Regions from separate parts of the Mus musculus genome. Here all the other regions are linked to region 7. A link is a loop called in an ENCODE intact Hi-C map of the cell type or tissue named here. Cell type or tissue: left cerebral cortex. All regions are shown on one strand. Links, peaks and the distances in the headings refer to the core of each region. The heading gives the core; the rest is flanking DNA. Region 1 overlaps Gm4657 (a long non-coding RNA gene). Region 2 overlaps 2900079G21Rik (RIKEN cDNA 2900079G21 gene). Region 3 has its middle 90 kb from the start of Gm24957. Region 4 holds the start of Gm36745 (a long non-coding RNA gene). Region 5 has its middle 45 kb from the start of Gm4657. Region 6 has its middle 75 kb from the start of Gm24957. Region 7 holds the start of Arpp21 (cyclic AMP-regulated phosphoprotein, 21).

What was found. A loop is a pair of places that touch in the nucleus more often than their neighbours do. Peaks named below come from ENCODE experiments on the same cell type or tissue, not always from the same donor. Only the 100,000 strongest peaks of a DNase experiment are listed, where the experiment ranks them.
Region 1: it touches region 7 in a loop (3-fold over the local background); 4 of 42 quality-filtered maps call a loop at or near these places.
Region 2: it touches region 7 in a loop (2.6-fold over the local background); 2 of 42 quality-filtered maps call a loop at or near these places.
Region 3: it touches region 7 in a loop (2.5-fold over the local background); 3 of 42 quality-filtered maps call a loop at or near these places.
Region 4: it touches region 7 in a loop (5-fold over the local background); 6 of 42 quality-filtered maps call a loop at or near these places.
Region 5: a loop joins it to region 7, with 3 times the contacts of the local background. A loop is called at or near these places in 2 of 42 quality-filtered maps.
Region 6: a loop joins it to region 7, with 2.5 times the contacts of the local background. A loop is called at or near these places in 3 of 42 quality-filtered maps.

Annotation. Positions count from the first base shown.
Region 1 is chr9:113,175,006-113,179,556 of GRCm38, forward strand. It overlaps Gm4657 (a long non-coding RNA gene), which reads right to left. Exons shown (of 3, transcript XR_871299.1): 3 at 1-246. Among named protein-coding and RNA genes, the nearest start is that of Gm4657, 22 kb to the right of the region's middle. In left cerebral cortex, for the core only: a CTCF peak has its summit at 2,199; DNase peaks (open chromatin) are centred at 2,267 and 2,554; H3K27ac peaks cover 3,561 bases.
Region 2 is chr9:112,338,127-112,342,677 of GRCm38, forward strand. All of the region lies in intron 2 of 2900079G21Rik (RIKEN cDNA 2900079G21 gene), which reads left to right. The region is part of intron 1 of Gm39431 (a long non-coding RNA gene); the gene reads left to right. Among named protein-coding and RNA genes, the nearest start is that of Gm39431, 32 kb to the left of the region's middle. In left cerebral cortex, for the core only: no CTCF peak of the experiment used is centred there; a DNase peak (open chromatin) is centred at 2,470; H3K27ac peaks cover 1,748 bases.
Region 3 is chr9:112,429,793-112,434,343 of GRCm38, forward strand. No RefSeq gene overlaps it. Among named protein-coding and RNA genes, the nearest start is that of Gm24957, 90 kb to the right of the region's middle. In left cerebral cortex, for the core only: no CTCF peak of the experiment used is centred there; a DNase peak (open chromatin) is centred at 2,415; H3K27ac peaks cover 1,318 bases.
Region 4 is chr9:113,643,069-113,647,619 of GRCm38, forward strand. Gm36745 (a long non-coding RNA gene) reads right to left here and starts at 540. Exons shown (of 5, transcript XR_379913.3): 1 at 365-540. In left cerebral cortex, for the core only: a CTCF peak has its summit at 2,640 (motif pointing left); DNase peaks (open chromatin) are centred at 751, 1,196, 1,924, 2,608 and 2 more places; H3K27ac peaks cover 1,931 bases.
Region 5 is chr9:113,242,325-113,246,875 of GRCm38, forward strand. No RefSeq gene overlaps it. Among named protein-coding and RNA genes, the nearest start is that of Gm4657, 45 kb to the left of the region's middle. In left cerebral cortex, for the core only: no CTCF peak of the experiment used is centred there; a DNase peak (open chromatin) is centred at 2,507; H3K27ac peaks cover 2,407 bases.
Region 6 is chr9:112,445,563-112,450,113 of GRCm38, forward strand. No RefSeq gene overlaps it. Among named protein-coding and RNA genes, the nearest start is that of Gm24957, 75 kb to the right of the region's middle. In left cerebral cortex, for the core only: a CTCF peak has its summit at 2,180 (motif pointing right); DNase peaks (open chromatin) are centred at 527 and 2,094; H3K27ac peaks cover 1,207 bases.
Region 7 is chr9:112,232,999-112,237,549 of GRCm38, forward strand. It overlaps Arpp21 (cyclic AMP-regulated phosphoprotein, 21), which reads right to left and starts at 314. Exons shown (of 21, transcript NM_001362020.1): 1 at 94-314. It also overlaps a transcript of 2900079G21Rik not described here. In left cerebral cortex, for the core only: a CTCF peak has its summit at 2,624; DNase peaks (open chromatin) are centred at 1,687, 2,258, 2,586, 2,900 and 1 more place; H3K4me3 peaks cover 3,283 bases; H3K27ac peaks cover 3,285 bases.

The sequences.
Region 1 (4,551 bases), core at 229-4,228, 940 kb after region 7:
CTTCACATTATGCTTTGTAAGTCCATCATCACAGGAAATCAAGGCAGGGACCCAAAGGCAAGATCTGAAGCAGAGACCATGAAAGAATGCTGCCTACCAGCTTGCTGTGCAGCCAATTTTCTGCCAGAATTTCACAATCTGTCTTCTGACAAATCAGTTTGAAATCATTTAAAGTCTCAATCTCTACCAGGTATGGTGATTCATGCCGATAATCCTTATCTAAAGAAGCTGGGGTAAGAGGATCACCTGTAATTCAAGATGAGATAGATACACATAGTGAGTTCTGTCTCAGCTAGGACTACAGAGTGAGCTACTGTTTAAAATAACAATTAAACAAACTAAGATACAAATGCATACATAAATGAAAGAATACATAAGTGAAGACTTCCTTTCACTCCCTGGCATTTATAACATAGATGTTTAAACAGAGGCACACTCACAGCTTTGAGAGATACACTGAATGGGCCAGGATTGTTTAAAAGTATATGTTTGTGGCTCCCCCCCCCCCCCCGAAGAGAGTCCAGAGCTTTCATCAACTCATAAGGGAATCTAAGCCTCAAGGAAGCTTGAAAGCAATTGCTTTAAATCATCTTGAATGTCTCCTAAATTAAAGCCAGCCCTTGGTGAAACACCAGGAGCTACAAATTTAGGTCTTGAGACATTGCGTCTGTTGCTTTCCTGGTGTCTGTCAGAGCTGGGGGGGGGGGGGGGGAGGGGTCCAATCAGGTGAATCATATGCTGGGCTCCAAGGGTTCTTTACAGTGATACAGTGACTATTTGGGGGCTTGGTGGAGTTGGAGAGAGGCTATTGAAGAGATGAGTGTGGTACCTGAGCCAGCCTGAGCCAAGCCTAAGCCTGTCTGTTCTCTGCACACAATTTTCACCCCAAAACACAGAAACATAAAATAAACCAACTACACATAAGGTAGGACAGAAAGAATGACAAGAGATTTGGAAGGGTGGAGCTACCCTCTGATGATACAGGGGTTAGTTCACCAGGAAAATACAATCATTTAAAATGCTATGAACATGCCGAAGATCAAAGCCCATGGGGCTGAGGAAATGGTTCAGTCAGGAAAGCGCTTGCGGCACAAGCATCAAGACTAAGTGTGGATCTCCGACACACATAAGAAGTCAGGTGTGCTTTCTCTAGCTCCTTCATTGGGTACTCTGTGCTTCCAGCCCCCTAGGAGGAACAACAATATGAACTAATCAGTAACCCCAGAGCTCCCTGGGACTAAACCATCAACCAAAGAAAACACACGGAGAGACTCATGGCTCTAGCTGCGTATGTAGCAGAGGATGACCTAGTTGTTCATCAATGGGAGGAGAGGCCCTTGGTCCTGTGAAGGTTCTATGCCCCAGTATAGGGGAATGCCTGGACCAAGAAGTGGGAGTGGGTGGGTTAGGGAGCAGGAGGAGGGGGGAGAGGATAGGGGATTTTCGGAGGGGAAACTAGGAAAGGGATAACATTTGAAATGTAAATAAAAATATCTAATTATTATTATAATAAAAAATGTCAGGTGTGTTCTTGCAATCACAGTGCTGCCAAGGAAGAGACAGGAGGATTTCTGGGACTCTGTTGCCACCAGCTCTCCCCTAATCAGTGAGCTACAGGTTCACAAAGAGATCCTGTGTCCAAGAGAAAGAACCAGACAGACAACTCTAGAGAAACAGCACCTGCCATTGACCCCTGACTTCCACATACAAACTCACATGTATACACACACACACACACACACACACACAAACTCGCAAACATACGATTAATGCTCTCCAGAAAACAAAAACCAAACTTCATGATTTTTGTTTGTCTGATTGTTTGTTAAATCAAACACTGGTAGAAATAGATATGTAAGAACACTTGAGCCAATCAATCCTCAAAAAAAGAGAATTTTTTATAACAATTTATGACAGATAAGTGTCATCTATGAGTGTGTTTTTACAAATTGTACCCAGTCAGGTCTCACAAACTAAAGGACCAGGAAGCAAAGGCTTCGAAAGCCAGGGAAAGGGGAGGCCACCAGACTGAGCCGCAAACCCACGCTCATCTGGCCCCCAAGTCAACACTCTTTCCAGGGGAGCTTGCTAGCAAGAAATAAGAAAGATAGTACAGAATCAAAATCTTTTTTAAAATCTACATAATTCATTTGGTTGAGTATATTTCTCTTCTCCCCAGTGGCAGCTTCTTGCTATTTTCCCCCACCTGTTAATTACTCGGGGCTGGTATGGGGGCGGACTTGGCTTCCTGAGGCAGCCCAGGCAGGTTGTCACGCTGTCAAGGATCCCTTCATTAGCAAGCTGTCAATATGCTGCCAACAGCCACCATTTGGTTTGTTCAGGGAGCAGAGCTGTGGTGTGGAGTCTTGGCTCCATCAATTAGAGGAATTAAAAAAAAAAAAAAAAGAAAAGAAAAAAAGGCAAGAGGCAGATGTCTTCCAGTCTGTTCTCCGCAACAGACTTGGGATATGGCGTGGGCTTTCACTGGGAGGAGGGCGGTGGGGGTGGGTTAAGGGAAGTGTCAAGGAGGAGGAAGCTAACAAAAGTATGGCGAGCAAGACGGAGGCGTTGAAAGATATAGACTCCTCGTGCCACGGGGTTCTGAGTAATGCTAGCTTTGGCCATGTCCTTGCTACAGTGGACAGCTCAAAAATCAAGCTTTTAAAATGGTTAGGAAGCCACCAGTTGGATTTTAAAAGTGAAAGGTGCCATTTGCCTACAACCTTTTCAAAGTTACCCTAATGAAGCAGAGAAGACCTGCCAGTCCCTGGCAGCCCTTTTACAAGCCTGCACTCTTTCTGTTAATTGGCACCGTCAACCCCTGAGCCTCCAGGCCCCTAGACTTCCCAGTCACGGCGTGCCTGCAGACATGTTGCTTTTCAGAGGGCCTCGTGTAAAAGAATGACAGAAGCCTAATTTTTGAGCAACTCTTTGCAAAGCTGGGGTAACAATAAAAACTTTATTCCTGGAGTCTCAGACCCTACTCTGCATCTCTTCCCACAATGCCTCGCAGCTGTGCCCACCTAAACTGTGCTCAGATTCTCTACAAGCAGGGAGACCTTGGGACCGGAAAGGGTTTGCAAAGCTTGCCTCAGAGCTGTCTTTGTTGTGGAAGGGAGTGTGCACAACTCAGATTTCAAGAACTGACAAAATATAGTCTGTTGTGGAGGTGCGTGCCTGTGATCCCAGTCCTTGAGTGGAGGAGGCAGCAATCGAAAGGTCAGGCTGGAGACATGGCTTAGACATTAAGAATACTGGCTGTTCTTCCAGAGAACCTAGCCTTGTTTCCCACCCATAGGGTAGCTCACAACCACCTGCAGCTCCACTCCCAGGGGATCCAAGGCTCTCTTTTGTCTTCCATGGTTATCAAGTGTGCACATAGACACACATGCAGATAAAACATGCATATACATTAGGAAATTTAAAAGAGTTTAAGGTCATCCCCAGCTACATAGTAAGCTCAAGGACAGCCTGGGCTACGCGAGCCTTTTCCAGGGTGCGCGTCTTCACAGGAAGTACCTCTTTCTTTTGCTTTTTCCTTCCTTCCTTGCTTCCTTCCTTCCTTCCTCTCTCTTTCTTTCTTTCTTCATTTCTTCCTTGTCTTGTCTTTCTTCCTTTACTTCCTTCTATTTTCTTTCTTTCTTCTTCTTCTTCTTCTTCTTCTTTTTTTTTTTTTTTGGTTTTTCGAGACAGGGTTTCTCTGTGTAGCCCTGGCTGTCCTGGAACTCACTTTGTAGACCAGGCTGGCCTCGAACTCAGAAATCCGACTGCCTCTGCCTCCTGAGTGCTGGGATTAAAGGCATGCGCCACCACGCCCGGCTTCTTTTCTTTTCTTTTCTTTTCTTTTCTTTTCTTTTCTTTATGTGAAACATTCATAAAACTGGAATGTTCGGAAGTCATAGAAAAGAAAAATTAATGGTCGATGCTGCAAACAAAGAAATGGAAACAAACAAACAAACAAAGCCCAGAAGGAGAAACACATCTGCTATAACCATTGAGTGAGGACATCTTGCACAGGTAACTAACTGCAGAAAAAGAACGGCAGGGCTGCACGCCCTTGTCACAGGCTGTATATCAGTGTGTGGTTTTACCCACAATTCACAGAACAGAAGGAATTGATTTAATGGAGCAGAACTGGAAACATGAACACACTCATATCCAAATCCCAACCTTAGCACTCATTCACGGAGCAACCCAAGGAGAACATTTAATATTTGTGATTGCCTAGTGAGATCCACAGTAGAATCACAAGAGTAGACAGATCCACATCCAACCCATATATGTGACAATATATACAAGCACTACATAAATCCACAGTCCCCCACTTGATCTCTGCAAGCCCAGATCTCTGTACAGATTACATGCCCCCCTACACAGGTTTCTTTGAGCCCTACAGTAAGTTTCATTTCCCCAAATGAGTAGAAAATTTGTTTCCACCTGTAGTAAGTTCTCTTTCTCTGTTACACCAATGAGGATATTAAAGGGTTGGACTATCATTAACCCCAGCCAACCAGTGAATGTTTTTGAACACATGCACCAAGGAAGGGGCAT
Region 2 (4,551 bases), core at 154-4,153, 100 kb after region 7:
TATTATAAAATAGAATAAAACATTATCTTTAAACAAAAATTTACCAGTATTGATATACTCTTATTTTTTCTACCTTCAGGGGTATCATACTTTGTAAAACAATGTTCAGAAAAACTATAATTTTTTAAAATAATATGTATCTTGAATGTTGTGCTTTCTGTTTTTAAATGTGTGTGTAAATGCACGTACACACACACACACATTCACGTGGAGGCAGGAGGCTGACTTCTGATGTCATCTTCAGCAGCATCATTATCTCCCTCTTTGAGACTGAGCCTCCTTAGACTGCCTGATTAGCAATCTCTGATCCTTCTGTCTCACCCTTCCCAGTAGCGAGATTAAAAATTCATGCTGCTGTGCCTAACATTTTTTTCTGTGGATTCTGGGCACGGAACTTATGTTCTTAGACTTGCAAGTCAAGTGCTTTATTGACTGAGCCATCCTACCCCACTCTCCAGGACTCTCAAGAATTTTCTTTATCTTCTAACTGAAGAGATGCTGACTACATGTTCAGTGAACAAAATGAGTAAAAAACCAAGAAAACCAAAAATGCATATTTATATAAAATTTATAGGTAAAATTTCCTAATTTTCTACTCTGTTATATAAAGTGGGTAAAATTATGTGTGCACAATGCAGGCATAAAGAAGAAAAAACAGCTTTCTATATTGTAGTTAGCAAAGATATTTTTAATCAATTACCTGAGTGTGCTTCCTCGAGCAGACATATGTGTATGTCCTAGATGATAACTTGCTTATGAGAATAGACAAATTCTGCAGCCCAATCTTACATGGACTATATCAGATATTCTGCAGCTATCGCTCAGTAATCTGTGTTTACAGGAACAGTGGGTAAATTTTATATTTACTAACATTTGCTTTAGAACATGATTCAGACATTCAAACAGTCTGAGCCCTTGTATCTTAGGTACTTTCGATTAAAAGACTGTGCTTACAGAATTGGAGCAGGCTGGTGTCTTAGATTCCTTGTAAATCCTCACAAGGAATATCTTACAGAGCTAGTCTTGGGGTAAATGCTACATGGGGAGCTATGAACAAATAACTATTCACTGCAGATAGAAAAAATAATCAATGGCGGAGCAAAATAATATATCCACCTAAATCCAAGTTGGTAAACTAATGAGTTTATTAGGAACTGCCAGGAACATGGACCGCTCAAAGAAAGCTGAATCATTGAAAATCCCATTCCAGACTAAAGGATGACATGGAAGCTGCATCCCTAGAATTATCCATGTGATTTGCAGGTGCTTGGATAGCCAAAGAGTCACCCCTGGGCAGTGCTAAATTGAGAATCTTTTCTGCAGTAACTGGCTACTGGTTTAATAGCCTTGGAAAGAGGACTTGTGAATTATTTTGGTTTCAGGGTCTTTCTAAGACTTGTGAGTTGTTTTCTTCTTGAGTCTCATGAGACATTCTTCATTCTGAAAGGAATATTTCATTCTGGAGGAAATTGCTTCACCACAGCCTTGGTTTTTAAAGTGCTTGCCACACAAGTAAGAGGATCTGACTTTAGAACCCATATAAAGGACCCATATAAAGCTAGACATGGTAGTACACAGCTATCATTTTTACAGCACTATGTTGAGATGGTAGATCATGAGAATCATGAGACAGATACTCTGGCATTTGCAGTGTGGAAAATAAAGAGATGCTGATTCTAACATGGTTGAAGATGAGAACAAATATACAAGGCTGCTTTCTGATCTTTATGTGTGTGCTGTATGAGCGCGTGCCTCACCATTAAACAGAGAAAGGATTTAAAGAAGAGGACTTTGTGGAGGTGTAATAAAAAGTGAGATATCCAGAAATAAAGAAAATGTGGAGAGACATTGGCATGGTGAATGAAGTAGTATCAACCCTTCTTTCCATGGAAGTCCTGGTCTAGATACTTTTGTCAAGTTCATAGCCAACCATTGATATCAAACCATATCCTGTGACTTCAGTTTTGCTGTTGTGCTGTCAGAATGGGTGTGAGCTCTAGGTCATGTTCTGCTCAAGGCTACATCCTTCACTCAGTACTTCTACATGGAAAATCCAAGCATCCTTTTACATAGGAGTCATAGCAGACAAGTCTAATAGATTGTTCTGGAATTGTCTGGAGCATAACTGCAATGGTATTGCTGTTTGCATGTGTTACTCTTCTCAATGGTGTAATAGGCTAGGTCACAAATGCATCTTAAGGATGGATGGTTTTATTGTGGCTTATAGTTTGAGCAGAGACTGTCAATCACAGCAGGAAAAGCGTGGCTGTGAGAGAATGGGGAGTCTTGTTGTCAGAAGCAGAGAAAGATGAGTGTTGGTGTTTAGCTTCTTTTTCCCTTTTTCAGTCTGTGAGCTGTGCTCCAAGGATGAGCCATCCACATGTAAAGTGGGTCTTTGCTCTTCAGTTAAATATCCCTGGAAACACTCTCATGGACCTACCCAGAATTGTGTCTCCTAGGCAATTCTAAATCAAGTTACACTGACCATGATAATTAATTCTTACACTGAAAAGCTCATTGCTGGATTGAGGAATGTTCCAGTTTTTTTTTTTTTCCTTGCTATTTAGGGGTAGAATTTTTGTTAAAATTAACCATATCCCGTGGGAGTTCTGTGTCTTTTTCAGTCCTTTTGGTCTCACATATCCTCCCAGAATCATTTTATACTCTGTCACAGTTTTTAAAAATTGTCAGCCCTGGCCTGTCTTGACTACTGAGGTCTTACCTAGACTGATTCTTTGTGTATCCAAGATACCTGGCCCACTGCTATTCCTAACACCCTAATCCAACTTATCCGAAGGTAAGAAAACAACTTTTTGGTGGGTATTTTATTGACAGAAGCATGGTGTAGAATTGGCACTCAGTACCAACTTGTTCGCTATAATTTTCTAAAGCTTTATCTTTAGTGCTTGTTAGAAAAAAAACAAGTGTTTCTTCAGTAACTATTTGAGAGGGTAGTAAGCAATAATAGGACATTGTCCTCTACATCTTATCTGGCTATGTGGCCATGTTCCAGCCAGGCCTTGGAAGCTTCTAGAAGAAGTACAAACTACAGATCTTTCCATGTGTGCCCCTACCACCTCTTCCCTTAAAACTAATGTTCACATCAGGAGTTTCACTAAGTATTAACACCAAGTAATTAAACCGGGAGGATAGTTATCTTTAATATCCTAGGGGTAGTTAACTTTAAAAAGAGAGCTCTAATTAACAAAGCAAAAGAGGAAAGAGCAACAAGAAAATGTGACTTTGAGCCATGCATGGTGGCACAACTCTGTAATCCCATGTTGGAGGTAGGAACAGGAGGATTAAGAGCTCAAGGTCATACTCTTCTACATAGGAAGTTCAGTGCCCACCTGAGTTAATGCCAGTCTATCTCAAAATTCCAAAACAGGGATGGTGGGACAACAGGCAGTAAAATGTTTGCTGTGTAAACTTGACAATCAGATTTGTACCCCCAGAACCCATGTAGAGGAGAGAAGCCACACAACAGTGTTATCCTCTGTCCTATATACATTGATACACACAACATATACAACAACAACAATAATAATAATAATAATAATAATAATAATAATAATTAACCTTAAACCTATTAAAAACTGGTGACAACAGTGAGTTGGGACTAGGTAGAAAATACTTTTAGTTGATAGTTTTGTTTTATATATATATATATATATATATATATATATATATATATATATATATCACATGCTAGGAAGGATGTTGAGCAAGGGGATTGCTGGTGGGAAGTGAAAACTTGTACAACCTCTTTGGAAATCAATTTAGCTTGTTTTCAGAAAATTGGTAAAGAGTTCTACTTCAAGATCCAGTTATACCACTCCTGGGCATACACTCAAAAGATGCTCCAACATCTCACAAAGGCACTTGCTCAACTATGTTCATAGCAGCTTTATCTGTAACAGGCAGAACTTGGAAACAACCTAGATGTTCCTCAACTGAAGAATGGATAAAGAAGTTGTAGTATATCTATACAATAGAATATTATTCACCTATGGAAAACAAAGACATCATGAATTTTGCAGGGAAATGGATGGAACTTGAAAATATCATCCCGAGTGAGGTAACCCAGTCCCCAAAAGACATATATGCTATGTACTCACTTATAAGTGTATATTAGCCATAAAATACAGGTACATTGTAACACTCTACAGACCCAAACAAGCTAAAAAAGAAGGAAGTCCCAAGCAAAGAAGCTTGAATATCACTTAGAAGGGGCAATAAAATAGTTATAAGAAGGAGATGGAGGGAGGGAACTGGGATGAATGAGGGATGAGGAGGGGAATGGGGAATAGGGAATTAGGGATCAGGTGTGGGGAACTACATGAGAGATTGCTAGATGGCCATGAAAAATGAATTGAAATCTCCAGCTGGTGGGAGTGAGGAGGTGGGGGACACCTCCAGGATAGACAGTGACTTAGGATAAGAGAGATGTCCAAGAATCACTGGGGGTGACCTTAGCTATGACTCACTACATGGGGATATGGAACCTGAAGAGGCTAACTCTTGTAACCAGACAGAGACCCCAGTGGAGTG
Region 3 (4,551 bases), core at 249-4,248, 200 kb after region 7:
AGCTTGTGGAACTAACACCTCCCAAACAGGTGTCAGTGTCTTGAGATGACAATAGGCAGAGGTAGAAGGACGAATCACAACTGGCTATATAAGCAGAAGCACTTATAGGAGAAGCAAGAGCAATCACATTCTATAGGTGACTGAAACAAGAAGGAGCTGTAGCTGGGAACCAGATTCCTAAGCTCTGTACGTGTAGAGTTGCTTAGTCATCAGGGGAGGAGAGGGGTGTGTGGTGACCCTAGACAAAGGGCTTATGGGAGAAGCATGAGGACCTGAGCTCAGATCCCCAACATCTACATGAAATCCCAGCACCAGCGGAAGAGATGGGCATATCTCAGAAGTCTACTGGCCAGCCAGTCAAACAGAAAAGTGCAGGATTCAGTCCCAGTGGAAGACTCCAGCTCAAAAAAGAAGGTGATGAGCAATTAAAGAAGACCCTATGTGTGTGTGCATGCATGCATATGTGTGCAGCATACAAACACATATATATACACACACACACATACACACATATACACACAATCACACACATACACACATGCAAACATACATACACACATACACACATGCATATGCATAAACACATACACACACACACACACTTCATATTTTCTCTCATTAGTTATAGAAACATCAAGAGGATGTTCCACTAGTGGGTATTAAAGATGTCATTACAAGGCCAAGGAGCAGTGAGCCTCTTCATCCTTTCAAGGGAAGCTCCCCCGTTCTTGTCAGACTATTCCATGTTCCCACATTGCTGTGGTGTCAAAGAATGAGCTGTTACTGTGCCTATTCTATAGAGGCTGCCAGGTCCTAAGCAGAGCCAAGGGTTTCCCCTTTCAGACCCCTGGGCTTCCTTTTTGCTATTGATCATGAGTGGAATTACTAAAATGATTCTGGATTATATTCTTTGTGTGTAGTTTACATTTTCTCCATAGACCGATGTTCTCTGAAGAAGTTCTTGTCTCATTCAACTCCATACCTCTCACTAGGGAGCAATGTCAGCACACAGTAGGCTTTCATGATGTCTGGGTGAAATAAAGACTGAGAGTAGAGGACCAGACAGATGACTCCTCTGTGTGCTAAAGAGCTTGCTGCCATGAATGACACACTGAGTTTGGTCCTTGGAACTCACAGGGTAGAAGGACAGAACCAACTCCTACAAGCTTTCCTCTGACCTTCACAATTATACTACAGCATGGAAGACTCCACCCAGTGTACATATGTAAGTTCATGTGCCCCCACACATACTAAATAAGTAAATATAATTATAAAAGTATGGGTTTAGATAAACAGGCATGGTGATTCACTACTGTAATCCCACCCTTCGTGAAGCTGAGGCAGGGGAATGGAGAATTCGAGACTAACATGGAGAGCAGAGTAAGATCCTGTCTTCAAAACAAACAACAGTAAAAGCCCTAAAAGCAATATTAGCAAGAATGGGATTACTCTGATTTTATTTCTCATGAGATGAAATTGCTTTGGAATGTTTTATTACTATTATGGGCCTCAGATTTTACATCTGTAAAAAATAATTCATGACACAAAATAAGCACCACTGTTCACACGCTCAAATTTCTTGTTGCATTATAGATGAAACCAAGGAACTCGCACGCGCTACACAGTTCCACTACCTCTGGGCTGCAGCTGCAGCCCCAGCCCCTAGATTTGATTATAAATAATGCCTCAGTGGGTATTACTTGTAGTGAGCTAAAGCCTGGTGCACACAGCAAGATAAAAGTTAATGGTTTGTGCCTCCTCTGTGCTGACAAGAAGCTGCAAATACTCATGGGAAGATGGTCTCTGGAGAGTACAGTCTGTTAAAATCCAAAGACCTTCAGTAGCCTGACCTTTCTATACCTACCTAGCTCCCTGGAAATTATCTTCAGAGACCATGACCATACTGAATCTGAGGGCGGAAAATTCCTTCTGCCCCATCTGAGTATATCTGTTCCACTGTTTCAAAGTTATGGAATACATGCATCTATGCTGTAGGCAGGGCAAGTTTGCAAACTATGGCAAAGATACTCCAGATAGACATTGGGCATGAATGAAGCTTTCAGTTGCCCAAGCCTGCTAAGCAAGATGGTGATGCCCGTCTCTGATTTCAGCACTTGGGATACAGAGTCAGGTAGACCTCTACGAGCTTAGGCCAACCTTGTGAGACATTGCCCGAATAAACAAACAAATAAAGCAAGCACTCTTTGGCTTTCAAAATCCAAACGTCAATAAGGAGCAAGAAAGGCCAGGAGTAGAAGCTGAAAAATCTCATGGAAATAAATGGCTTGCAGGCTTCAAACATTGTGTGCAGTATAACATTCTCCAGGAAGGAGCTAGCCTTCACCCCCATTTCAAACAACTTGGGAATAAGGACAGCTTTAAATAGACTTTCTTCTGACTAAAATAAAAGATGTGTTGCTCCAGAAAAAAAAAATACGTGTATATATACTTTTTCTCTTCTTTTTCCTATTAAGGCCAGTGTAACTAAATTGAACCCACAAGTTTTTCTTTCTGCTCAAAACAAAATGAACAGTCCAATTTTAGGAATTTTTCAAAAGAAGCTTCCCCCAGATACTAGCTCCAAAAATATCTTATATTTGTAGGTATTTTTAGGTTATTTAAGCTATCTATATGTGTCAGCATATGTTACAGCTTTGGGGATAGCAGTTTTGTTTGAACTTGGTTCACCGTGACCATCTTTGAAATATTTCACATCATATGGAGTATTTTAAGAATCCATGAAAGTAATTTCTACCATAAAATGTTAAAAGCATCAAACATAGATAATTTTCTTAAAAAATTAAATTAACAATCTTCTGAGGATGACTGACCCTCACTCTGGAAGGGCCATGAGGTTTGTGAGTAGGAGATCCTAGCAGTGTCTACATCAACTAAATCAACTAAAGGAAAAAAAAACTCTAGAAGATAAAATTTACCAACCTCTTTGAAATTGTGATTAAGGAACTATAAATTTCAAAAATTAAAAGCCAGGCACAGCCCCACACATCAACATTTTAAAGCAGGATGAGATGCAGAGGGGCTGGAGAGATGGCAGAGGCTTAAGGTCCCCAGCACAGGGTGGCTCCCAACTGAGTATAAATGCAGTCCTAGGGGCTGGCCATCCTCTTCTGACCTCCACAGACACTACACACACAGTGCATACATATACATGCAGGTAAACACCCATACACATCAAATAATAGATAAATAAAAATATGGGAGGTAGAAAAATGGAAATTTATCAGCACTAACTTCCCAGTTTACTAAGAACATATCTGTGATTTTCTTTAAAAAACAAAAACAAAAACAAAAACAAAAACAAAAACAAAGACAAAGATAAAAACAAAAACAAAAACAAAAACAAAAACAAAAACTAAACACAACCAACCAAACAAGCCAAAAAACCACTTCCTTTGATGTGGGATCAATTGCCTTGACATCTTCCATCCTCCAATTCCTAACCAACATAGCTGACTTAATAACCTAGGAAGAAACTGCCTCAGGGACTGGAGAAAGCCTCAGTCTGTAAGGAGCTTGGTGCACAAGCATCAGGACCTGAGTTTACCACCACCCACCCATGTAGAGGCTGGGTGTATTTGATGCTCTTATAATCCCCTCGCTGGGGGCTAAAAAAGTCCCAGGGCTGCAAGCTCCAGGTATGGAAAGGGCGTCTTGACCTGAACTAAAGTGCAGAGCCACAGGTGAAGGCACACTACCTTGATCTTTGGCCTCTCCACATGGTCAAGTCCACATATGCATAGATACATGAACATGTACACACACATATACACACACACAAAAAATACCTAAGGGATTGTCTTAGAGTATGAGAGATTGTCCAAACAACATCTCCCTCTCTATGTCCTCTCTTGCTCCTATATATTAAAGTGCAAGTCTCTCTAACACATCATTAGAAAATTACAACTATAAAAATGTGAAAGGGATATGTCTGGTGAAATACAAAACAACCAAACCAAACAACTGGCCTCAGGCTCTCAACCATTTTGAAAACACCAAGCACAAAACATACCCCTCACCTGAAGTTGAAAAGTTCATCCCTCCTCCTGTTCTCATTGCTGTTTTATTATTTATTATTATTATTATTAACTAGGTTATTATTCATTATTAGTTCACGTGTGTGGGCTTGCAGTCACTCACATGCCACAGAACAAGCATGGTGGTTATAAGATAACTCCTTATTTCACCTTGTAGAGACAATCTCTCTCCTTGTTTCTGCACATCTATGCATTCTCTAGCCTATGAGCCTCTAGGCAATGATTGTGTCTCCACCTCCCGTCACACCATAGAAGGGATACATATGCAAGCCAGGACATACATAGAGGGATGACAGATGCAAGTCAGGACACTGTGCTTGCTCAGGTTCAGTGATCAAATTCAGGGCATCAGCCTTATGCAGGTAGTGATTTATCCACTGATCCATCTCGCTGACTCTAAGCTGATAACCCCTAATACATCATTCTTTCTGGATAACATCCTCTTTTTTTTTTTTCATCTTCTGCCTTTTTGGTGTTATTTCTTTTGACTCCCAGG
Region 4 (4,551 bases), core at 246-4,245, 1.4 Mb after region 7:
ACTGGTATAGTTGCCAACACACCAGGACCTCCAAGAAAACAGTTGGCATCCTGAGGGGCTGGAGTCATGTCAGTTCCTGAAGGCGACCTGTGGTGCTGGTCACAGAGCTGAGAGAAGGCGTGTCTTACCTCCCGACCCTGCCAGTGCCCGACCCCACACTACCTCCCCACAGCTCCAGCAACAGCTATCCCATCCTTCCTCCTGCCAGCACCAGTCCCTCATTATCCCTCCTCCACCAACACCCTACTGTTATCCCACGGACCACACCAAACCAGCTGACCACCTACCACCTCCATCGCCTGTTTTGCTCTGACTTTAAAATGTGCCCTAAAGGGGGCTCACATGTTGAGTGTTTGGTCCTTACCTGGCTGTGCTGTTTGGGGAGGTTCGGGGAATTCGAGCTGCCTCCTCCACAGGTTCCTACCCTCGAGAAGTACTGCTTCACCAGCGGCCCTGTACCAGAGTCATACGTGCACGAGCCCTCTGAGACTGTGAGTGAAGTGATCCCACCCCATCCCCACCCCCCGCCACACGACCAACACCTCATCTGTCTGTACACTTCACCCCAGCAACGGTACCACCAGTTCCTCACCACCTTGCCTTCATCCTCACCACAACCCTACCGTTATAGTCCCGCCACTACCCACCCCTGCTCTCCCGCCTGTAACCGCCCCCTCTCCCGCCTGCTCTCTTTCCACCTGCCTAGTGTTCAGGAAACGGCATCCAGAGATGTGAGATCACAGGTCCACACTGTCCAATCGCCGTTAAATTTATTGCCGGAGCACCATTAGCAAGTTAGCTGGAACAACAGGAGCGATGACCACAGCAGAGCGTTGAAGCAGCTGCAGCCCTCCAGGGCCTAAGTGCTCGTAACTGCTGTATTCAGAAAGCTGCTGTTATTTTACAGGTTAGAAACTGAAACGCTGAGACCCTAAGTAATTGGCTTAAAGCCTGCAGTCAGTAATTGTCCGACTGGGATTTACCATGGACGGGGCAGCTCGAGGGCCTGTGCCCTTAAACAATTCATCATGCTGTCAGCTCACAAACTCAGTCTTGGGCACCTTAGGGAAGGGTGTCTGTTAGGTTCACTGGGTTTAGGACACCAGTGCCATCTGGTGAAGCAGGGTATAGTAAAAGCTCACACCCTTGGCTACAAAAATCCACCTTGAGCACCTGCTCAAAGGACAAGCTGCCTCCCACAGCCAGGCCCCATGCTGACCATGCATGCTGTATACACAGACTGTTTGATGCTCTCCCACCGTCATCCTGTGAGGCTGGTAATATTGCTAGGAACAAAATAATTCCTGTTCTGTATGTGAGAAAAGAGAGTAAGTTAGCACCCGGCTGGCATGTCTCGGAGGACTCACAAGTTCCCCAGAATGTCCCAAGCATTCTGAGAGGTCCTCTCCCTCTCCTGGGCTCCAGAATCTGGGATGGAGTCTGGAGAGGACAGCTTTCAATAGCTTTGTGAACAAATGAAAGAAAGAAAGAAAGAAAGAAAGAAAGAAAGAAAGAAAGAAAGAAAGAAAGAAAGAAAGGAAGGAAGAAGGCAGGGAGGGAGGGAGGGAGGGAGGGAGGGAGGGAGGGAGGAAGGAAGGAAGGAAGGAAGGAAGGAAGAAAGGAAGGAAGGAAGGAAGGAAGGAAGGAAGGAAGGAAGGAAGGAAAGATGGCTCATATTTGATATAAGGGTGAGAGCAGGCACCCAAAAGACCTTGGGGCCAAGGCACCAGGCGACTGAGGAATGTTCACTTCGGAGCCCTCTGAACCGATGCTTCATACACACACACACCCAACTGCTTTCCTCCAGCCTGACCTACTTTGGGCCAAGCAGGGTTTGCAGAGCATTGAACAAATGATGCTGACTTGTAGAAGTGGCTGCTGCCCTTTGCAATTAGATGCTTTGAGACCTCTCCTCTGTCCCTGCAATAAAGACAGTGACCTAAGTGCTGATGTGGCCAAAGGACAAGGGACGACGTGAAATTGTTCCCATTAAAATTAGCCCTAGGGGCAAACAGTAAAACCAAGCAGAAAACCTGGCCGGGTCCTCAGGTTTTTAGTGCAAGATCACAGCCTACGTCCATTTAGAGTGTTCTCCTACCCTTCCTTCAAACCCTTCCAGCCCATCGCCTAACACACACACACACACACACACACACACACACACACACACACACACACCTCACAGACGCTGTATTAACAGAAAACCTCCAGCTATGTGTCTATTCATGCAGAATAGCAAATAAATAGCAACTAAGTATCTTCTTCTCCACACTCTGCAAGGTCTGGGGTGGGTGTGCAGGTGCAGGGCGCTAGCGCATCGTTGGTGGCTGGGGACGGGGAGTGTGGGGGAGGGGGTACAGACGGGGGGGGGGGGGGGGGGGAGGACAGGACTGTGAACACTAACCTTCATGTTCTCACCTAACCCTGGGGAACCCACCCTTTCATCTATCCTTCCTGGATTCACAAGACAAGAATTCTTCAGCTCCTGGTGGGGAGCCACCACAGAGCCTCATCACAGGGCTCTGATCACACTGTTAACTCAAAAGAAAACTTGAACCAATTTTAGAACAAGGCTAAGAGGCCAGAAGAAAAATCCCTGCTGCGAGGTCTTGAAACATAAATTGTGAGATGTCGCCATCTTGTGGTCACCTATGGGGTTGCCATTCTTATTCCATACCCAATAGACTATTGAATTCTGTCAGCTGCGGCCACCATCTCCCCCTTTCCCTAGACCCAAACATCAGTATCAGTTTTGCTGAAGCGGCAGGCTGAAGGTTTGCACAGCAGAAATACATCTGTCCCAGTGGCAAGGGTCGGGGACTGGGGATGCTTTCGGTACAAGCCTGACCTGAGTTCAATCACTGGGTCCCACATAAAGGTGGAAGGATAGAAACAACTCCACATGGTGCCCTCTGACCTCCAGTCGTGAGCCTCAGCACACGTGCTCAGACACACTAGGAGTAGTAGTAAGTACTTCTGCCATTGAATATGGCCTGATGCAGGAAGTGACTATGAACTAAGCCTATTAACTGAGAAACACTTTGAATGTGGTTTGCTTCCATCTCCGAAGCACATCTTCTGGGGTGATGAGAAACCATCTTAGTGATCACTGTCTGGATCTTCACACAGTCAACCACAGTGGTGCAGGTACCACCCTGGATGGCCACAAACCCTGTCCTTTCAGCTGTGGGCATTTCACCTTACAGAAAACATGACACCTCTAAGAATGTTCCAATACTACTATGCCAGCCCTCCTCCCAGATCTTATCTTTGACTCTTAGACATAGAGGCCAGCTCCTGCTCGCACCCATGACTGCTCCACATGGGGAGAGGTTTCCACAGTGTAATGGTTATCATATTTGCCTCATACATTTTAATACAGCATTCACTTCACGCTTTCTCCTTCAACCTCACTCTCACTCAAAATGCAAATACCAGGCGGCAGCAGCAATATCCCTAGAACCTAGAATATAAGTCTGTCACCTTGCAATTTAATTTAGTTAGTTTTTATATACTCTCTCTCTCTCTCTCTCCCTCCCCCCCCATTTTTGTTGTTGGTGTTTTGAGACAGGGTTTCTCTGTGTAGTTCTTGCTGTCCTGAAACTCACTGTGCAGACCAGCTGACCTCAAACTCACAGAGATTGTCTTGCTTTCCCTCGCAAGTGCTGGGATTAAAGATGTATACCACTATGACTGGCAAGATAAAAGAGAGAGAGAGAGAGAGAGAGAGAGAGAGAGAGAGAGAGAGGGAGAGGGAGAGGGAGAGGGAGAGGGAGAGGGAGAGGGAGAGGGAGAGGGAGAGGGAGAGGGAGAGGGAGAGGGAGAGGGAGAGGGAGAGGGAGAGGGAGAGGGAGAGGGAGAGGGAGAGGGAGAGGGAGAGGGAGAGGGAGAGGGAGAGGGAGAAGTTTGAGGCCAGCCTGGTCTAGAGGCCAGCCTTGTCTCCAAAGAAACAGTCCAGGATGATCTCAAACCTGCTATTTAGCCAAAGGATGACCTTGGATGACCTTGCACTTCTCATCCCCCTTCCTCCACCTCCCAAGTTTGGGATTATAGGCACCAGCTTTGTGTGCTGCTGGGTACCTAGCCCAGAGCTTCTGGATACTAGGCCAGCATTCTACCAACTGATCCACATCCACAGGCTCAAACATATAATTCTGAATGGCTAAGTAGGGGAAAACATGGATGGGTGGGTGGGTGGATGGACCAACTGACAAACAGACGGATGGGTAGACAGACGGAACAAAAGCACCTATAAATAAACTCCAAAGAAAGAGAAATTTTAGAAACTTTAACATTCGATCATATTGAAAGCCCAGTTCCACCATATCCCAGACGCTATCTTCTCTGGGTCACGATTCTTCTATTCCAACAAAGTGAGGCAAAGTGAGAGGAGACCTCCAGCGTGGCTGTTGAGCTAAATACTTAACCGACCTGGAATAGCATGCTCAAAGCTTGCTGAAATCCCAGAGTTCAGGCTACCTGCTAGTGCAGCAGCAGCGGCAGAAGCACCGTAGAAGCTGGAAGCTTCCCAGACCCAGCTCAGCTCCTCAG
Region 5 (4,551 bases), core at 317-4,316, 1.0 Mb after region 7:
ACCGTTAACAACACTGCTTTCATTACTTTCAATGTCACCACTCTGACATCAGCAGGTATGGCATACCAAATAGATGTGATGCCTCTTTTCAGATGGTTGCTTTGGGTGTCCCTCTCAGTTTTGCCTAGCTCTGGAATGGAGCAGCCCTTTATTCGAAGAGAGCGGAGTTCCAAGATGTGTTGTATGGCGCACAAGCTTCCAAGAAGCTCCTTGGTGTTACCACCCTCCTCAGCCTGGGATCCAAGACTGGAATCATTGCTAGGAAGGGCTGCACTATGATCACCGCCCTCGGCTGCTTCTGCACACTGATGATTCTTCCTATACCACTGCTCTGCAGTCTAGAGAGGTTGGTTTAAAGCAGAGATATGCAGGTATCCTGTGCGATTAGAGGCCACTGCTTTTGCTGCTAATTCCATTGAGCTACTGAGCAGATACTGACAACTTAAGACCATCAACTTAACCGTATTTTTTTTTAAATGTATGAGTTTAGTACTTTTAACTTTGAGCTCCACCTACACACACCTGCTAAAGCATTGGATGATTGGAGGACAAGTAGTGACAGTCTCGGGGATGAAAGGGACCTAGGGGACACTTGAGGGCTCTGAGGTCCTCTTGAGGGATTTGCAAAGTCCGCAGAGTGTTTCATCCATGTGTCTCTCCTTGGTTTTAAACATCAAAAAAAAAAAAAAAAAGGCAGAGGCAACGTGAAAGGATGATTTAAGTTTCCAAAAGGAAGCATCAATGTGTGGACTTTTGGACCAGACTGTCCCCACCTGGGAAAAGGAGCGAAGCATGCATATTAACAGTGAAGAGATGAAAGCACAGTGGCTGTATTTGCAGCTAGGAGGCCAGGCAGTTTCACAGATACAACTAGAATGTGGACGGTGACCCTCTACTTCCCATGTTCTCACCATAGGAACTTTCCCAGGGTGCACTGTTGCTCAGCTTTGTCTATGAACCCCATGCAGAACACTCATGGAGCAAAGGGAACATTTTGCCCAAATCCAACTTGGAGAACCAATCCGCTTCCTTGGGTTACTTACCATAGCGCACTTAGGCAGGAGGTTGCTCACAGGGGCCCCAATGATGACACAAAACTGGTGCAGCCTGCACAGTTGGCAGGCAGTTACACCTTAGGTGATCTCCCTTTGCACCAACAGAGACTTACCACTTACATGACCTCTGAGTTTCTTGCCAGTTTCCTGAGTCTTCCAAGCCTCCCTCCTCCTACAAAAAGGGCATGTTTCAATCTGGAGGAAACAGCTACACAATAAATAGTCTTCCAAGGTGTTTATCCCCATGATAGTCTTGCTAAGCAATGATAGGTCATTGGGAAGGCTGAGGGGATGTCATTTAAGTCTTTCCTGCTCCACTGACCTGTTGATGCTCACCTCCTTTGGAATCTTCAGCATTTGGAGGTAATGACCAGAGAGTCTTTGCTGTTCCATCTTTGCTTTCTCTGGTTATTAAAATGCTATCACTAGGGTATGGTAGATTGGTTTGCAGGTTTTTGCTTTGAGACTTTGTTGTGATATAACAGAAAAATGCATTGAGGAAAGACCAGGCTTTGCCTTTTGATCACTTCCTAAAATAGCGCTACATCCCCAGGAAGCCACTCCCTCACAGCCCTAAGCAAGTACCATTCAACAGTGTACTATTCGGCTGAGCCATGAGGTTGTCTAAGTAGGGGACTATGAATGAGAATTCTGCCCATAGTCTTAGGCATTTGAGCACTTGCTTTCTAGTTAGTGGTGCTGTTTGGAACCATGAAGGCAGCAAGATGACTGTGGTGGTTTGAATAGTTATGGCCCCATAGACTCAAGTACTTAAATGCCTAACCCATAGGGAGTCTCACCATCACAAGGTGTGACCTTGTTGGAAGAAATGTGTCATTGTGGCATCAGTCTTTGAGGTTTCCTTTGTTCAAGCTACACCCAGTGTGGCACACAGTCTCCTTCTGGTATTTTCGGGTCAAGGTGTAGAACTCTCAGCTCCTCCTCCAGCACCATTTCTGCCTGCATGATGCTGTGCTTCTCACCATGATGATAATGGACTTAAACCCCTGACACTGTAAACCTGCCTCAGTTAAATGTTTTCCTTTATAAGAGCTGCCTTGGTCCTAGTGTCCCTTCACAGCAGTGGAACCCCTAACTGAGACAGAGTGGCCTTGCTGACAGAGATATGGAAGTAAATCATTGGTTGGGAAAATGGATTTTGAAAATGTACATGTTATAGTCACTTCCAGCTCCCTGTTTCTGCTTCCTGTTGATCGTTCCAGGTGTAAACTCTCAGCTTCTGCTCCAGTTTCCATGCCTGCACCCTACTGCTTCCATCCACTCTGCCATCGAAGACTCTAACCCTCTAGCAAACCTAAATACACTCATTTTCAATAAGTTGCTATGGTCATGGTGTTAGATCACAGCAATAGGAAAGCAGCTAACGCAGATCGCAGAACTCATTTCTGAATTGCAATGTTTTCAACTTAAAATGTGTCTATTGAGACATAATCCTTTCATTATCAAGGGTGCCTATGCATCCTGCAGAGAGATTATGATTCACTGTGTTGCTGAGCAACTTAGTCTGCATTATCTTCTCTTACAGATTCCAATCGAAAGCTAAAAAAAGTCTTATCTCACATGACTCCTCTTTACTAACTCTTAACAACTGTCATTGAAGAATACCAAGAAAAAAAGCCATTCAAAGTTTCCTTCTAGTGCCCAAGACCACCTTCTTTCTGGACTTTCCCTTTCACATTATGACAATTTAAAAGAACATTTAAGTTAGGGTGAAGGGATGAATCAATAGTTAAATTCGATCCTCATCCATCCCATTAGCTTATGGTCTATAATTGACTGCTCCACAGTCTTTGGATTATTAATTCCTTAAGATGAAGAACCATGGAGCTCACCATTGTGTTATATACCTTCTTGGAAAAGAAGCTTCTATGCCATTGTGCCTACTGTGACAGCCCACAGACAAGTCTTTCAGTACACACTATGTGGCTTGACACAATCTGGTAGCAGCAGCCTGATGTAGATCATCAGGACCTTATTACCGTGAAGGTCTGTTCCATGCCAACCTGCTGTCAGTCTCCTCCCCAAAATCGGATCCATACCAGAGAGGGTTCTGAAATGACTATGACCAAGGAAAATGAAGGGCTGCCTGCACAAAGACTAAAACCTGACTGAAGGTCTCTGAGGGAAAGAAATCAAAAAGCCCTGCATTGGTTTTCCCATGAAGTCTCCTGAGACCAGTTTAAATAAACATGCTTGAAAAAACTGCAAGTCACGATAGAGGAAGAGACCTTTCCTAAGTGAAAGCCCACATAAAAGGTCTTCCTAATGTCCATCTAGAATTAAACACTCAGAAAAATACACTTGAGGGAAAAAGGTGGAGTTACAGGCCAATAGAACATACAGGGATTAGTCTGTAGGAGTGGTCCATCATACTTCCAGACCAACCAAAGGATGCTCTTCAGTATAGACAGGGAAAAACCAAAGAACAAAGAACAACAACAACAAATTCATATATATATATATGCATATGTATAATATATATATATATACTTAAAATACAGGTGTTTTATAAAAAATAAGAACTAATAATCAGGTTTCTCATGGATTCAAATATGGAGACAGTTACAATCTGCAACAAATTTAATTGAAAAACTTTAACAGTACAAGAAAGAGTTGACAGTTCCTAGTAATAGACTTCAACAAGTCAAGAGTACACATTACTAGTCTCTAGAGGAAACAGAGAAATTATATGTAATGTATATGAAAAAGAAAGAATCAAATCAATTATTACAACATAAGGAGAAAGTTACATACAGTTTTCTCTCTGTATGTGTATACATGTGCAAATGTGTGTGTGTGCAAGTGTATATGTGTGTGCAAATGTATATGCATGTGAAAATGCATGTGTGTGCATGTATGTGTGTATGTGTGTGCATGTGTGCATATGTGTGTTCCTGTGTGTGCATGTGTGTATGTGTGTGTGCGCATGTGTATGTCTGTGCATGTGTGCATATGTGTGTGCATATGTGTGTGTGTTTGTATGTGCATGTGTGTGCATGTGTGTGTGTACATGTGTGTGCATCTATTTGTGCATGTGCATGTGTGCGCATGTATGTGCGCATATGTGTGTGCATGTGTGCATATGTGTGTGCATGTGTGTGTGCATCTGTATGTGCATATGTGTGTGCATGTGGAGGGGCACTGCATATGTGCATTCACACACACAGGAAAGGATTCTGGTGAGGTTTCTGTTGATCTCAGTTTTTCCTCTGATAACAATATCAGTAGACAAGTGTGTGATACCCCTAAAGCCCTGAGATAAAGGAGGTGTGATGCAGTAATTACACATTCTGCCAAGTCGTTTTTTAAAGATGACTTGAACTAGGAATGATTCTGAAATATGCAAGGACTCAGGAAGTCCCACATCTACTAGCCCTTGAAGAAAATCGTTATTAGGGTTATATTATATAATATTATATTATATAGTATATGTGTGTGTGATAAATCAAAATGAAGAAATGAAATTGAAATTCCA
Region 6 (4,551 bases), core at 411-4,410, 210 kb after region 7:
AACTCTCCTGCACACAGCCACACTCTACACATTCACACTGTACTTTATCCACACTGCATGTATCCACACTGCACATATCCACACTGCACACATCCATACTGCAAATATGCACACTGTTCACATCTACACTGCACACATCCACATTGCTCACATCCGTACCACACACATTCACATTGAAAATATCCACGCTGCTCACATCTATACTACACACATCCACACTCTACACATCCACATTGCTCTGCCCACACTGCTCACATCAACACTGCAAATATCCAAACTGCTCACATCCACACTGTATATCCACACTGCACATATGCACACTGCTCACATCCACACTGCACACACCCACACTGCACACATCCACACTACATGCAGCCACACTGTCATATACACACTGCACATATACATACACACTGCACGCATACACATTGCACACATCCACACTGCTCTGCCCACACTCTGACTCTCACACATCCCACATTCACTTATCCCTTGCACACTGGTTTAAAAATAAAAGCTGTATCTTTAGCCTGATACAGTTGTGCCAGCCCTTTCCTTAGAGATGAGATTTACATAGCAACAGACCACATGAGCTCCATTCAGTCTTCCTTCCTCCTTTTTTCTGGGCAGCCAGGGCTCTGTGTGGCCTTTGAGCCATCACCTGCTCCTCCAACATCCAGTACCTTAAGGTCCCCTTCTGACCTCTGTGTCCCTCATGGCTCCAGTATGCATGGCCAAGTGACAATAATTGGACTGAATGTGATAGGGACTGCATTAGTACCTACATCACCAAAGTGCACCATTTCAGGTTGCTCCTGGTCTGAGTTAAGCTCCTAGCTGAGAATTTTAGAGAACATGCATTCCAAACTCTCCCTGAAGAATTTCTGTTCATCCCAGTCTCTTTAAGGCATTGGTGGGGTTTACAACTTATTTGGCTTACTTCTCACTTGCCTTCTACATAGATTAGTGTTCAGGCTTCCAAAGGTATCCCTCCAAAATGTACATACTTAAACACAGGCAGCACCTCAGACCTGTCAAACAAACTCCTATGCTAATGAGATTTGCTTGAACTTCTCTGAAGAGATTTTTCTTAAGCCCTTGAGAGTCACAGATCATAGTGGCTGGAGGCATGTAGCATGGTGGCTAACATATTCTAGAGTCTGTCAAAGCTTATACCCTTTACCATGTAAAAGCAGTGACTCCTGTAACAGCTACAAATGCTGAAAATAACAAAAGACCTAAGAGTAGCTTGGGATTCCTTGTAAGCAAGCGAAAACAATTATTGTTAATTTTTCATGTCTACTCTACTTTGGGAAGTGCTGAGCTAAATTATTCTTGCGAGTCACACTGTCCATTTTCTTCCTTTACTGAGTCAATTTTGGTTTCTCATTTTAAAGCTCCTGTCAAAATGAAGTCTGTTATCAGTATAAAGCTGCGGATTTATTTTTTTGTCAGGAAGGTAACCGATGCAGTGACCCTTTGCAAACTCAACCATAGACGGTCTTGTCTTACTCTGACTCCTGCTGAGCTATGCTGGGCCTGGAACACCAGGAGTCTCCCTGTGCTGTGTCTCCTGATCCTCTTTTTGTGGTGTGCATAGTTTTGAGCTGATATGCTTGAACAATTTTGGGCTGATATGCTTGAACAGTGGAGGAAGGGATATTCTGTGTGGGGCTCCTAATAACCTTGAAGAATCCAGCATTTGAGGTAAGGAGATACAGATAGAACCCAGGGCCTTATGCATGATAGTCAAACAGTAAACAGCTATATTGTCAGTCTTTAAAAATATAAAAATGCTTTTAACAGACAAGTAATAGCTGTCTATTTATAGTTCTGTGTGATATTTTTATCTATGTATACATTGTAGAGAGTCAGCCAAGCTGATGAATATATAGCCATCACCTCTTTTGTTGTTGAGGAGAATATTTAAAATGAATGCCTCTAGCATTTTATGAAGCACACAATAGACCATTATTAAAATTGGTGAGCATGTGGTGAAGCAGATAACTGACACCCAGCAGGGACAGATTTAATGGAGCTGCTGAGCTTGGCCTGTTGCCCTGTATCTTCCAGTTCTACAGAGAGCATGGATCTGCAGCAATGGCAGAGAGAAGGGCTGCTGTGCTTTGAATGTGAGTTCTGTACAAAGGCTTGTGTGTTTGAATACTTGGTCTCCAGTTGGTGGCGCTGTTCAAGGTTGGGAAACTCGAGGAGGCAGAGCTTTGTTGGAGCACATGGGCCACTCTGGTGCTAGGGCAGGCTTGAGGCTTTCTAACAAAGCCTCACTTCCTTTTCACCCCCTACTTCCTGAATGTGGATGCAGTGTGACCAGAAAGTTTTTTTGTTTCTGCTGTCTTGTCTTCCCCCACCATGATGGGCAGTTTTCCTAGGGGACTGAGCCAAAATGAGCCCTTTATCCCTTGTCACAGCAACAAGATAGCAACAAAGACAGAAGTGTCCACCTCCTCCCCTCCACCCTGACTGAGATTGTCTGTAGCTAGCAAAATAAAGGACAAAAACACAAACAGAATCTTCAAACAAAGAAGGAAGTAAACACAAACAAATACCTGCAAGCAGTCATCTCCCATCAAATATTCACAATTTAAACTCTGGGGCGCACACTCCTCTACTCACCCTCGATGCTGCCAGTGTCAGGGAAAGGGAGTAAGTTCTTGTACCACCAGGAGCTTGCAAGGCCCAAACAACAGGAATTATACCTGTTCTTAGAAAACTAGACTGACATAAGGAATGAATGGTGAGATGGGAGTAGGATGGGGTACAGAAAGATAGCTCGCCTACAAAAATCTAAGAAACTGACAAAAGTGTAGTCATGAAGACAAGCAAGGTTTTAATGCAATAGTTAAAAATCTGGCAACAATGGAAAGGGAGGCCCTTGGTCCTGTGAAGGCTCAATGTCTCAGTGTAGGGGAATGCTAGGGTGGTGAGGCAGGAGTGGATGGGTGGGTGGGGGAGCCCCCTCATAGAAGCAAGGGAAGGGGCTATAATATGGGGGGGTGTGGAGGGGAAACTGGGAAGGGGGATAATGTTTGAAATGTAAATAAATGAAATAACCAATAAAATGTATTTAAGAAAATCTATAATGAATCAAATATCAAAGTGTTCAATGAAGGCAAAATGAACATTGCTGAATTTCCATTGCCTTAGGCTCTACTGTGGTTAGGGGCAACACCATGAGAAGACATGAGATATGGCTGTGATAGTTTGAATTAGGTTAACACAGATAATTAATAGCTTCTATCAGACCAATGGTTCTCAAGCTTAGCAAATTTAAGAAGCATATATTTAGCTGCGGTATAGTTACTGATCAAAATTTACAAAAGAACATCTTCCCAGTAGTCTTTGAGATGCATCCACGTTCAAGACTTCCCTAAGCAAAGATGGAGGCAGAAAAGGGAAAAAGCAGATTGTATTTGGCACGTGCCCCTCTCTTTTATAGGATTTTTTAATGTCGATTATGGCTTTAGAACTTGATAGTTTTCTTACAGTTTGATTTCTGAATGGTTCTAGTTCAGCAAGGGGGGAAGATTGCATATAATCTTCTACAGAGAAATGTAGCTAGAATTCAAGAGAGAGATTGTTGCTCCAAAGCTCTTTCTGTTGCAGCACTCTGGTACGTGTGTATTTTAGCTTTTTATTTGTAAAAGTTGTAGTGACGCAGATTTAATTAATTTCTGATTGGATGCATGATGTTGGTAACTGCACTTTGAAAATTGAAAATCCTACAGAAACACAAAGTTGATTTATTCTTTAATGCACCCATTACCTATTTGTTTCAACTCAAGAAATCAATTATATTTTATCTAAAGTATTGCAGAGTTGAAGAGAAACAACCTACCATTTGAACACGACAGTTCACAGATTTGTAGATTCTGAATACTTGAATTGAGTGTTTTCAACTCTTCATATATATGTATGCAAGAAATAGATTTCGGCTTGTTTCTAGTATACCATCTGGAATTGTATTGTAAGCACACAAAATATTCTTTAGGCTGTTGTCAAGTTTTGATTTTGTTAGAAATTTGTTCTATATGTATAAATAAATCAAATTTCCTAGATACTCTTTTATCTTCCTCCAGTTTTTTTTTAATTCTTTTTCATTTTGATCCTCTAACCTAATTCTATATGTCATTGCCAAATTTCTTCATGGACACCTTTTGGGTCACTCTGCATCTCTTGATACCTGGAAGTCTAATTCAAGTCTCAGAAGATGAGAAGGGCATTTCTAGATGATATGGAAAGTTTATGAACATGACTGAGCTCTGAGCACTACTGTTACTGTTGGGTAACTCAATCCTGCTGTGATGGTTTGTATGTGCTTGCCCCAGAAAGTGGCACTATTAGGTGTGGTCTTGTTGGAGTAGGTGTGTCACTGTGAGTGTAGGCTTTAAGACCCTATCCTAGCTGCCTGGGGAAGTCAGTTTTATACTGGCAGCCTTTAGATGAACAGGTAGAACTCTCAGCTCTGCCTGAATCATGCCTGCCTGGATGCTGCCATGCTCTCATCTTGAATATAATGAACTGAGCCTCTGA
Region 7 (4,551 bases), core at 296-4,295:
AAATATAAAAATAGCCTGCCAGTCAAAGCGATTAGAAAGCAAAGGAAGATGAGGACAAAGGACACTGAGAATCAGACATAAGCAGGTACATACCTTGAAGGGCTACATAACCCCGAAGACAGGGTCTCTCATGTTAAGATCACTCTGCTATTTGAAGGAAGCATAACTAGCCCTAGTGCCTTCCAAATGACTGTCTTTCATGAAAATGACATTAGCTAAAATGCCACTCAGACATCAAGCCCTATAGTAACATAATCCTGAAAGAGAGGGTCTACTTAGGCTGAAGAGCATATCAAAGGCTCTCTGATTTTCACAGAATTACAAAAAAAAAAAAAAAAAGGAAACAAGAAGTGCCTCCCTGCCTGCCCTGTCTACTTTGCTGCTTACTTAAAGCAGTAAACTGCAGAGTTGGGTTCCAAGGCAGATGAGGAAAGGGTGGGCACAGTTTAGATTTATTCTGCATTGGAGCAAAATTTGAAAAAAAAATACAGATTCATTTCCATTCTAGAGACTGTCATTCTAGCTTGCAGAAGCTGCATCCTTTGAGAAGGCAGAGAGCGAAATGATGGTCTCCATCTGCAACACGTTCTTAGGGGGACCATTTCTAGCAACCTCACCGTACACCTCCCATCCCGCCATGACATTACCTTCCTCATTGCTTTTTTTTTTTCTTAAGACTTAGGCTCCAGTCTTAGTCTGTGTCTGTAAAAGGTGATCAAGCTTTGAATTTAATACATCCGTGACATCCATGCTAAGCCATGTAATTTCTCTTCCGAAGAAACTTTTTAAAACACTTGCCTGATACAGATCCAATCCTACTATCACATTTATCACCCGAGACAGATAACGTTACACCAGAGGCTGTCATGGAAATGACTTCAAGATTTAAAAAAAATAAAGCAAAAAATTATCCTCCTCTCCCTCCCTTCTCCGACCTCTTGGGACCCAGGACCTCTGTGGTAACTGAGGAAAGTGACAAGTTTTCAACTGAAACAAGAGAATGTCCAAACTTGGCACCATAAAACCCATATAAAATTACTGGAAACTTCTGTTACAGAAAGCATCGTCCCTTTCAATTCCCTTCCCAGATTTCAATTTCTGCCTGCTTTGAGGGAAAGAGAGTCCACCCATGCCTTCCGCCGAGACATAGAAACAAGATAAACAACACAGAAACGACAAACAGGTCAAAGGGAAAGCACAGATAGATGGTAGAAAGAAAAAAAAAGGGGGAGGGGGCAGCAGAAGCAGAAAGCCCCAACAGCCAGACACAAAGGGCTTGTGATGCTCATGTCGGAAGACTTGGCTCTTTACCTGAAGGAACAGTGGAGTGACCCAGCGTCCCGGGTGCCTTGACTGACTGGATTTCGTTTGGGGCTTTTGTGAGTAATTATTGTTTCTCAGTGAATGCTTTGGTTGGGTCAGTTTGGTTTGTGGCTTGCCTTTGTTGTTTGGTCGATTTATTTTAACTGCTAGCAAAAGGAGCCCTTGGCTTGGAGGCAGGGGTCCTCGCGCTGCCCAGGCACAGCGCTGGTGGGGAACGCGTGGCTGCGGCTGTTGGACTGTCACCGCTCCGGACGCTTGGAGGTCTTCGCTGCTAGAGAGTCTGTATGTCACCACAGGCTGCTGAGCTCCTGTCTGTCTATTTGCCTGTCTGTCAGTCTGTCTGCTTCAGGAAAGGGGTTGGGGGTGGTGTCCAGGCTTTGCTCTGCTCCTCTCTCTTGGGAGTAGCCACCTTCTCCTGCAGCCAGTCCTTGCGCTGATCTGTCCGCCCCTCTGCGACCTGTGGTCCCACCAGCAATGCGGGAACCAGGTGACTGTCGTTGGAGCCCGCAGCGTCTCTGCTACTTTGCTACTTTGCGCTCCGGCCACTTCCCCAGGTCGGGTGGGAGGAGGTGACTGCAGGGAGCGAGTGCACGGGGCTGGCTGTCCCTGTCCCTCCCTCTCCGTCTCCCTGCCCGCTGAGTGCTCCCTCTTCTCTCTCTCTCTCTCTCCTCTCTCTCCTCTTCTCTCCTCTCCTCTCTCTCTCTCCGCTCTCTTCTCTCCTTTCTCTCTTCTCTCTCTCTCTCTCTCTCTCTCTCTCTCTCTCTCTCTCCCTCGCTCGCAGGATTTCGATCTCTCTGGCTGAGTAGGTCCACCTGAGGGTCACTCTCGCAGTCCCGCCGGAGTCAGCCAGCCTCAGTGGTGCTCCCGACCGCCCCACCCGGCCATGCCCTCCCACAGGGCTGGCTAGGCTCCCAGGCAGCGCCCAGCTCCTCCCCGCCAGCCAAAGACGCGTCCAGCCGGGCGGGCACCAAGAGCACCGAAAGCATTGCACATGCCCGCCCCCCTCCCCCCAATAGTTCCTGCCCCAAGACCCGTGCTGGCGACCCCTCTGCGGAGGGAGATGGCCCTGAGGGGACGCTCAGTGATGCCCGGTCTCTGGGCCACCACGCAAAGCCGAGGCTTGAGCGCAGCCGGCACCTGCTCTGTGCGCCAGGCGCTGCCATACCCACTGCTCTCACCACCCCTGGGCTGGAGACAAAGCGCATGAGCCACGCGCGCGGCAGCGCGAGCATCATTAATCAGAGGAAACTGGCGCGCTGCCCCGGCCCCGCCACCCTGCCTCTCCCTCCCAGCCACCAGGCGCGCCCCGGAGCCCAGCCCTTACCTACCTCGCTGGGGTACCACCTCGAGTCCTAGGGATGTTTGGCCAGAGCTTCTGGGTTTCTGGTACTCCGTGCTTACTCTCCGAGGCCAAGTGCAGAAAACAGCCCGGGGCAGCAACACCTCACCCCACCCAAGAAATGATTCTCAGCTTTGAGCTCTCAGATGCCCAGGCTTTAGAGCTGAGAGAGACTACAAGTCCTGCTGCTCAGCGAGACTGGTCCTCTGGATGCAAGACCGCCCAGATCAGTGCTGCCTGCCCCACTGGGCGCTGATGCGCTGACTGAGAGAAACCTTGCACTGCAGAGCCCAGAGGGGTAGGGCTGGGGCAGGGAGCAGAGTTGACACCTGAAGAAATAAAAGCTCTGATTTACCCATTTGTTTTGGAGATGAGTACTATTTTTATTATGTGCAATTCTTTTTTTTTTCATAATCTAAGGGCACACTACCAAGAGGAGAAAAAAGTACAGTGAAGAGTGAATAAATTTCCGGAATACCGCCCACCCGCTAGCGACTATACATCCTACTTTCCGACAGCGTAGGTCACCAGCCAAGATAGCCCATTCTAGCTTCCTACCCCCAGCTGAGAGCAAGGCATTGGATTCTGGCCTTCTTGGCTGGCTTGTTATTAATGGGTAGCAAAATTATAGTCGTGCACTTCTGTGTGCAACTGCCAAAGCCCATTTTAACAATATCCAATACCGGAGCTTCTGAGATGCAGACAGCGAGTTAAGTGTGAATCTGCTGCAATGCACAATATATTGACAACAAAAGCTTAGCAGTTGGTGATTAGTAACCTCATGAACAAACCACAAATATATAACTACCATAAAATATGCCACGAAAATCTCTTCTTTTATTTATTTATTTATTTATTTATTTATTTATTGACTTCTATTTAGGTACACCTACCTTTAATGGTGGTCGTTAAAAATGAAAAAACAAAAACAAAAACAAAACTAGGCTTATAAGTCACATGGCTTCCGTGGTGTTCTAGAAGAGTGATTTGCATAGAATCTTTATGGTCATGCTGTCGTGTGTGTGTGTGTGTGTGTGTGTGTGTGTGTGTGTGTGTTCGCTCACGCATGTGTACACTGCGGGGAGTAGGAGGTTGGATTGGTCCTTGCTGCACAGATCATTATTTTCTATCTGTTAGTGTCTCCCTCTGGGTTTCCACTTCTGCAGGGCAGGAAAAATCCACAGCAGAAAGTTTCAGGCAAAAGGATCCTCCAGCTTCCAGGACTCATGGGCACTTTGGTTTTAGCTCCGTCTTTCCTGCTAACTCCTCTCAAAACGTATTGGTAAATGTTTTCCAGCCACTTCGAATGCAACAGAAAAAAAAATCAAAATATTTCTAATCATATCCCAATCATATCTAACTCTAAAAACCAAACACTAAGTTTCTTCTTGGGAAAGTGTGTAAAGTTGTGTATGTGGTCAGTGTAGAAACCTTCCCATACACACACACCCACACACAGAATCCAGTTCTGTAAACCAGAACAGAAATTGCAGCTTTTGAAAAGGAGAGGGGAATTCTGAGAGAAATCCTGGTTTTCAAAAACAAAACAAAACAAACAAAAACTCTATCACTTAGACCGAGGAAAAGTTTCTAAATCTTAACAATAATGGACAAACTGGATGGTGATATTTAGAGCAACATCTCTTGTGATTTTTTTAAAGCTCTGTTTGAAAATAAGTACACTTGGATTTAAAACATTAAAACTCAACTGTATTTTTTGTCTTTTCTCCATATATAAATGGAGCCAACAAATCAGTGGCCTAAGATGGCTCAAGTTTATTTGAGGCCAAGTAACTAATCAGTATTCAGCTATCCAATTTAAAAAAATTTGTGTCTTGGTGTGGGACTGAAATATCCTCTTGGGGCTATTAGGCAGGTAGTGAGCAATG